Linked DNA regions of Homo sapiens: region 1 is linked to region 2. Evidence: chromatin contacts called from ENCODE Hi-C or POLR2A ChIA-PET data. All regions are on one chromosome and are shown on one strand. The core of a region is the stretch at or near the end of the contact, and the rest is flanking DNA. Distances in the headings are between cores, read along the strand shown. Region 1 overlaps ST3GAL2 (ST3 beta-galactoside alpha-2,3-sialyltransferase 2). Region 2 overlaps VAC14 (VAC14 component of PIKFYVE complex).

Evidence for each region. Hi-C counts contacts between places; a loop is a spot of excess contacts on that map. ChIA-PET counts read pairs that join two places held with the same protein, here RNA polymerase II (POLR2A). Pooled maps may share reads with other maps.
Region 1: a map with no recorded cell type shows a loop between it and region 2 (13-fold over the local background). The contact joins two enhancer-like sites. A Hi-C loop is called at or near these places in 5 of 37 single-sample maps with no recorded cell type and 7 of 50 pooled maps. POLR2A ChIA-PET finds 5 or more read pairs at or near these places in 4 of 52 experiments (CD4-positive, alpha-beta T cell, T-cell, activated CD4-positive, alpha-beta memory T cell and 1 more).

Annotation. Positions count from the first base shown.
Region 1 is chr16:70,402,982-70,406,905 of GRCh38, forward strand. The region is part of intron 1 of ST3GAL2 (ST3 beta-galactoside alpha-2,3-sialyltransferase 2); the gene reads right to left. Among named protein-coding and RNA genes, the nearest start is that of ST3GAL2, 34 kb to the right of the region's middle. RefSeq lists an enhancer at 1,681-1,850. Within about 2 kb of position 1,495, at least 10 of the 41 ENCODE cell types and tissues checked have a DNase peak (open chromatin) inside an H3K27ac peak, as active enhancers do; they include CD4-positive, alpha-beta T cell, where a contact is called at or near this core.
Region 2 is chr16:70,735,908-70,739,438 of GRCh38, forward strand. The region is part of intron 13 of VAC14 (VAC14 component of PIKFYVE complex); the gene reads right to left. Among named protein-coding and RNA genes, the nearest start is that of VAC14-AS1, 17 kb to the right of the region's middle. RefSeq lists enhancers at 1,914-2,073, 2,046-2,576, 2,478-2,647. Within about 2 kb of position 1,769, at least 30 of the 41 ENCODE cell types and tissues checked have a DNase peak (open chromatin) inside an H3K27ac peak, as active enhancers do; they include CD4-positive, alpha-beta T cell, where a contact is called at or near this core.

The DNA.
Region 1 (3,924 bases), core at 245-2,744, 330 kb before region 2:
AGCACAAATACGATATATACTACTTTGAGTCTATGATGCATTTCGTAGTAAAATCTAAAATGCTTTTAGGTTAAAACATGTTTTATTAAAGCACTACTCTGGCTGTTGCGTAAGACTAGCAGGGAGACCAGAAAGGAACTGTTGCAATATCCCAGGTGGTGGAGGTGGTGAGAAATGGCTGGATGTACTCTGAAGGGCTTAACTAGTAGGGTAGTTGGAGGGTACAAGGAGGGGGCCCATGGGGAAGGGAAGAGGGGAGCAGGGTGGGAAGAGGAAGACAGGAATCAGGGAGATATGGAGGCTGTGGCCTGAGCAACCTTGTGGATGGGGCTGTCATTCACTATACAGAAAAGACAGAAAATTAATGGGTTTGGCTGAGAAAAAACAAAAGTTCTGGTTAAATTTAAGATGTCTTTTAGGCCAGCTGTGGTGGCTCATGTCTGTAATCCCAACATTTTGGGAGGCCAAGGCGGGAGGATCACTTGAGGTCAGGAGTTTGAGACCAGCCTGGGCAACACAGCAAGACCCCATCTCCACAAAAAAGTAAAAACGTTGGGCATGAAGGCTCATGCCTGTAATCCCAACACTTTGGGAGGCCGAGGCGGGCGGATCATGAGGTCGGGAGATTGAGACCTTCCTGGCCAACATGGCGAAACCCCATCTCTACTAAAAATACAAAATATTAGCTGGGCGTGGTGGTGGGTGCCTGTAATCCCAGCTACTCGGGAGGCTGAGGCAGGAGAATTGCTTGAACCAGGGAGTCAGAGGTTGTGTGAGCTGAGATTGCACCACAGCACTCCAGCCTGGTGACAGAGTGAGACACTGTCTCAAGCAAACAAACAAACAAAAAAGTAAAAACATTAGCTGGGCATGGTGGCAGGTGCCTGTAGTCAGTCCTACCTACTCAGGAGGCTTAGGCATAAGGATCACTTGAGCCCAGGAGTTCAAGGTTGCAGTGAGCCGTGATCATGCCATGGCACTCCAGGATGGGTGACAGAGTGATACCACAACTCGAAAAAAAAAAGAAAGTTTTTTAGACATCCACATGCAGTTGGAAACAGGCAGTTGAACACACCTGTTTGAAGCTCATGGGTGAGGTCAGAGTTAGAGGGATATATCTGAGAGTCATCAGAGTACAGTTCATTCTTAAAACTACAGGACCAGAAGAAAAGATCTAGGGAGGGTCTACCACAGACAAGAGTAGGCGGCTCAGGACAAAGCCTGGGGTACTCTGCTGTCTGAAAGAGAAGCCAGGAAAGAAACAGCCAATGAGGCAGGGGGAAAAACAGCCCTGCATCTGGGAAGCCAAGAGAAGAAAGTTTCGAGAATGAAGGAGGAATTAACAGTGTCAAGTGTTTGAAAAAGTAAGGCGAGGACTGAGAACTGACCACTGGATGGAGGGCAGTGGTGACCTTCACAATGACTGATCCAGGGGTATTGCGAGGCTCAAGCACAGGAAAAGATGCTCAACGTCATTAATCATCAGGGAAATGCAAATCAAAACCACAATCAGATACCACTTCCTGCCCATCAGGGTGGCTGTAACCAACAAGACAGATAATAACCAGTGTTAGTGAGGACGCAGAGACATTGGAACCCTCAGACTTTGCTATTGGGAATGTGAAATGGTGCAGTCGCTTTGGGCAACAGTCTGGCAGTTCCTCAAAAGATTAAATATACAGTCACCATAATATATGACTCAGCAATTCCACTTCTAGGTATATACTCAAGAGAAATGAAAACTTAGGTTCACATAAAAACTTGTACACATGGCCGGGCACGGTGGCTCACACCTGTAATCCCAGCACTTTGGGAGGCCAAGATGGGCAGATCACGAGGTCAAGAGATCAAGACCATCTGGCCAACTTGGTGAAACCCCATCTCTGTTAAAAATACAAAAATTAGCTGGGCATGGCTGGCGTGCGCCTGTAGTCCCAGCTACTCAGGAGGCTGAGGCAGGAGAATCGCTTGAACTTGGGAGGCAGAGGTTGCAGTGAGCCGAGATCGCACCACTGCACTCCAGCCTGGCGACAGAGTGAGACTCCATCTCAAAAAAAAAAAAAAAACACCTCATACACAAATGATTTATAGCAGCATTATTCATAAGAGTGCCAACATGGAAACAACTCAAAGTTCCATCAACCAATACATAAATAAACAAAATGTGGTATATCCATACAAGGGAGTATTATTCAGATATAAAAAGGAATCAAGTTCTGGCACTGCTACAGCATGGATGAACTTGAAAACCCTGTGCTAAGTGAAAGGAGCCAGGCACAGCCTGGTGCGGTGGCTCACGCCTGTAATCCCAGCACTTTGGGAGGCCGAGGCAGACGGATCACGAGGTCAGGAGATCGAGACCATCCTGGTTAACATGGTGAAACCCCATCTCTACTAAAAACACAAAAAATTAGCCGGGCATGGTGGCGGGAGCCTGTAGTACCAGATACTCGGAAGGCTGAGGCAGGAGAATGGCATGAACCCGGGAGGCGGAGCTTGCAGTGAGCCGAGATTGCGCCACTGCACTCCAGCCTGGGTGACACAGTGAGACTCCGTCTTAAAAAAAAAAAAAAAAAAAAAAAAAAGGAAAAAAAGGAATAAGGCACAAAAGGCCCCATGCCAGATGATTTATGTAAAATGTACAGAATAGGCAAATCCATAGAGACAGACAGTAGATTACCAGTTGCCAGGGGCTGGAGGATAGAGAAGAATGGGGAATGACTGCCAGTGGGTTGGAGTTTTCTTCTGGGGTGATGTTCCAAAATTGTTTGTGGTGAATAGGTTAAAAGCCACTGACAGCCAGGCGCGGTGGCTCACGCCTGTAATCCCAGCACTTTGGGAGGCCGAGGCAGGTGGATCACGAGGTCAGGAGATCAAGACCATCCTGGCTAACATGGTGAAACCCCGTCTCTACTAAAAACACAAAAAAATTAGCCAGGCATGGTGGCGGGCGCCTGTGGTCCCAGCTACTCAGGAGGCTGAGGCAGGAGAATGGCGTGAACCCGGGAGGCAGAGCTTGCAGTGAGCCGAGATCATGCCACTGCACTCCGGCCTGGGCAACAGAGCAGGACTCCGTCTCAAAAAAAAAAAAAGCCACTGACTTGTATGTTTCAAAGAGATGAACTGCATGGTGTGTGAATTATAGCTCAATAAAGGTGTTACAACAAAAAGAGAGAATGGTGCTGGGCGTGGTGGCTCACCCCTGTAATCCCAGCACTCTGGCAGGCCGAGGTGGGCAGATCACCTGGGGTCAGGAGTTCAAGATCGGCCTGGCCAACATGGTGAAACCCCATCTCTACTAAAAATAACAAAACTTAGCTGTGGGTGGTGGCAGGGCCAACATGGTGAAACCCCATCTCTACTAAAAATAACAAAAATTAGCCGGGGGGTGGTGGCAGAGGCACCTGTAGTCCCAGCTACTAGGGAGGCTGAGGCAGGAGAAATGCTTGAACCCAGGAGGTGGAGGTTGCAATGAGCCGAGATTATGCCACTGCACTCCAGCCTGGGCTGGAGTGGGGGGCCAGGCACAGTGGCTCACAGCTGTGATCCCAGCACTTTGGGATGCCGAGGGTGGCGGATCTCCTGAGGTTAGGAGTTTGAGACCAGCTTGGCCAACATGGCAAAACCCCATCTCTACTAAAAATACAAAAATTAGCTGGGTGTGGTGGCATGCGCCTGTAATCCCGCTACTTCGGAGGCTGAGGCAGGAGACTCGCTTGAACCTGGGAGGTGGAGGTTGCGGTGAGCCAAGATCGTGCCACCGCACTCCAGCCTGGGTGACAGAGTGAGACTCTGTCTCAAAAAAAAAAAAGGAATGGGATGTAAGAGAGTGGAATGTGGAATGGGATTCAGCTGAGAGATGGTCTAGAATGTGTGTACACTGATGGGAATGAATTATTAGAGGGGAAATTTATGATCCAGGAA
Region 2 (3,531 bases), core at 519-3,018:
CGAGTTACCCCAGGCCCAGCTGGGGGCTGATCTCTAAAGAGGTGGCTGCAGAGACAGCTGTTGAGACAGCCCTGCCTCACTGTTCCCTCCCTCAGGAGATGAATTTGGTAGGCCGTGGTGGCCTGGCTGGAGGGCACTGGCTTCATGCTGCCCACACTGGAGGCACCCTGTTCACTGCAAGCTTCTCCCAGGTGCTTGTTTGGAGTGGGGAGAGGTGCGGGGCCGTTCCAGCCTCACAGGGGCAGTAGGAAGCACTGAGCATGGTGTTTAAGCCTCAGTTTCCTCATCTGTAAAGTGAGTGCAGTAAGAGCCCCTATTAAATGAGATAAAAACATGTAATGTGCCGGGTCCGGAGCCTGCCGCACAGTCTGCACTCAGTACACGGGGGCTCCTTTTTATTAGCAAGCGTCCCATAGCGCAGAGCACTGCGCAGGGCAGACCGTTCTCATTCTGAGTCTCAGAATGGATGTCTGGGGGCTGGTCTGAAATGTCTGAGTGGGGAGATTTCATTTCTGGCACAAATTCACAGTGCTCTATCAGGATGCTCTGAGGAAGAAGGGGGGCCACCTGTGACCCCCACACATCTGGGGAGGGAGATCAGCCCATCTCTCCGCTGACAGTCTGGCTAAAGATGGCAGAAGAGAAGGGCTGGGCTGCTCTGGACACAACTCTGAACTCCTTAGCCACAGCCCCTAGTGTGGACCCAAAATGGACTCTCAATGTCCAGGCTGCCCCTTGGACCCTGGAGCTGAGGCCCTTAGTGGAAGGGAGGAGGAGGGCAGTGTCACAGCTGCGAGAAGCCGCAGCAAGCGATTCACATCCTCAGCTGAGTGCAGCTCAGCCCTCACAGTGCTCCCAAGGCTTAAAGACTTTCTGCCCTCCCCAAGACAGGGTTGGGAGCCTTGGGAGGGGCTGCATTGAGACCACAGGTTTGAGCAGGGCAGTCTTTTCCCAGCAGGGGAGGTGGGGAAAGGGGCCACACTTGAAGGGGCAGGGAGGGCGGGCTGGACAGGGATGGGAAAGGCCTCAGTGCTCAGCAGGACAGGGTGGGGGCTGCTCGCTCTTTCCCAGCCTCAGTGGCCCCCATCGCCCCCAGCCACTCTGTTGATCTGAGCTGCCCTTTGGCTTGAGATGCTCTCTGAGGCAGGGCTGCAGGCTCAGGAGGAGGAGATGGGTGGAGAGAGAACAAGCTCACCCCGGGAGGGTGACTACAGGAGAAATGGGCCCCTCAAGTATGCTGATTTCCGCCTCACTGCTGCCTGCTCTTCCGCCCACCTCCGGCTCTGGCTCATCTGCTCTTGTAAGCAGGGTCCTGGGCTGGGTGCTGCAGGCGCATGAGGAAAGTGGGAGCCGGGACGGGGCAGCTCAGGGCACGCCCTCCAACACTGCGCTCCGAGGACCTCAGCGGTTTTACTCAGGGGTGCCACTGAGGCACAGCCCCCTGTAGATGGTGGGCAGCTGCTGCAGCAGGGGGCGAGGGAGAGGGGGGCCCACAACCCGGCTGTGTGTCTCGGGAGACAGGCTCTCTTTGAGGGGCCCAGGAGAGTGGGATTTCCATTCCCCAATCCTGCAGAGGGCAGGAGCATGAGGGAGAGTGCCATCCCTCAGCTGAAGGCCACTGTGCCTTGTATTTCTGGTTTGGGCAAGTGAGGAGCCTGCCAGCCCCTGGCAGGAAGTGCACGTGACCGGCGGCTGGCCAGGGGCACAGAGACGCACTCCACACAGAAACCCAGGCTGGCGGGGTGGGCGGCCGGGGAGCCAGCCCTGCAGATGTTACTAAGTGAAACCTGATGTGGTGACATGAGAATCCACAGAACGTCTCACAAACAACCTGCCCCGGGATGTTTTGGATTGAGTTTTGTGGTTATGACGTGAAGAAACCTCACATGTCAGGATAAAAATAACCCTGGCTTCAGTACATAACGCGAGTTACAGTTCAACAGAACCAGATGTGAAAACGTCAGCCACCCAGTTCAGGCCCAGCAGGGTCCCTGCTCCACTCCGGCCTCCCTCCCTGCTGGGGTTGGGGTCCATGTGCCCGGACAGCCCGTTGTGGGCTCAAGATCTGCTGCCTGGAGGATACAAGGGAAGGGCCAGAGGCCGCTCAGGGGAGGCAGCACCACCTTCTCCGAGGCCAGCTCCTCTTCTGTGAACCAGGCAGGGCTAAAGAGCATCAAGTCGTGCTTGGCACAGGAAGTGGTCCACAGAAGGGGTGGGTGATGGAGAGGCTGGTATGGAACCAAGAGGACAGGGTGGGGAAGGGGCAGTTTCCCCCAAGAATCAAGTGGCTGGGAGAAAGGGAGGCTGAGCAGGGTCTTGGGGGTGTAGAGTCTGCAGAACTGGAGGGGGTGCACAGCTACGTAGACAAAGGCCGCCGCAATGGCACCAACTCGGGAACCCACTCAAGGGGCAATCACTTTCTCATCTGTGGGCCGGCCTGGGTCGGCAGGACAGGAGCGCCGGAGGCATCAATCATAGCCAGGAGACTTTGCAGCTGCTCAGGTCAGAGCGAGAGAGAAGCCGATGGGATGCAGCAGGGCCCAGTGGGGACTTCCAGCTGACGCGGCAGTGGAGAGGTCATATAGCAGTCTGCCACCGGGAAAGAGCTATTGCTGCAGGGTGAGGGCTGGGGCCAAAGGCAGCGAGGAGAGGGTGTGGAGGAAGGCACCCCCTGCTGGTGGAGCAGGGGGGCTGGACTGCTGGGGCTTCCAACTGGACAAGGGAGGGCCTGGCAGCACGGGTATGAGAGGATGCCATTCTGGGCAGCAGTGCCGGGGGCCTCAGGCTCAGGTGATTGGTGCCCCTGCCTTCCATTATTTTAATAAACTTTCAAAAATAGGTACTGACCCTTACTGGGCACCTGGTGCCAGGGATTCCGGGGTAAGTAAACTTGGCCTGTGTGGCCTGCCATGACGCTATTCAAACTGAGCTGATGACACAAATCACCCAGCACTGGGCGACGCTGAGGAGCCTCCGCATGCACTTCCAGCTGGGGGTCTAAGAGGTCACAGCCAGGAGGGAACAGATGTGAACTTCACCACCCACCCAGGCAGCCTGAGATAAGCAAGTGTGTTGGAACAGAGGGGCAGGAGAAGCTGGGATCTCCAGGGAAGCCTCCCACAGGGGCCCTCTGCACCGGCCTGTAATAACTAGGACACAAGCAAAGGCCCCCTTCACATGCAGGGAGCATTTAGCCTAGCCCTTGCCATGTGGGAGCTCACAGAGCCCCCAGGCACCCCAGCACCTGGTTTATAGAGAGGGAAGAAGTAGCAGTGAGGTAGGACCCTTGTCCGAGGTCACGGGATGGATGGGCAAAGCAGGGCTGTGAATCTAGATCCCTCTGACCCCAGTGCTCGTGATCCCTACTGCTGCTTCCTGAGGCTGGGAGGGGTGAGTGGGAGGAAGGGGCTTCAAGAGAAACAGGTGCTTTCCTGGGGCTGGTGTGGCTGGAGGAAGTGGTGGCGGGCAGCAAATGACAAGAAATGAGGCATTGCCGTGGCCTGAGGCCAGGAAGGGGTCTCTGAAGTCACT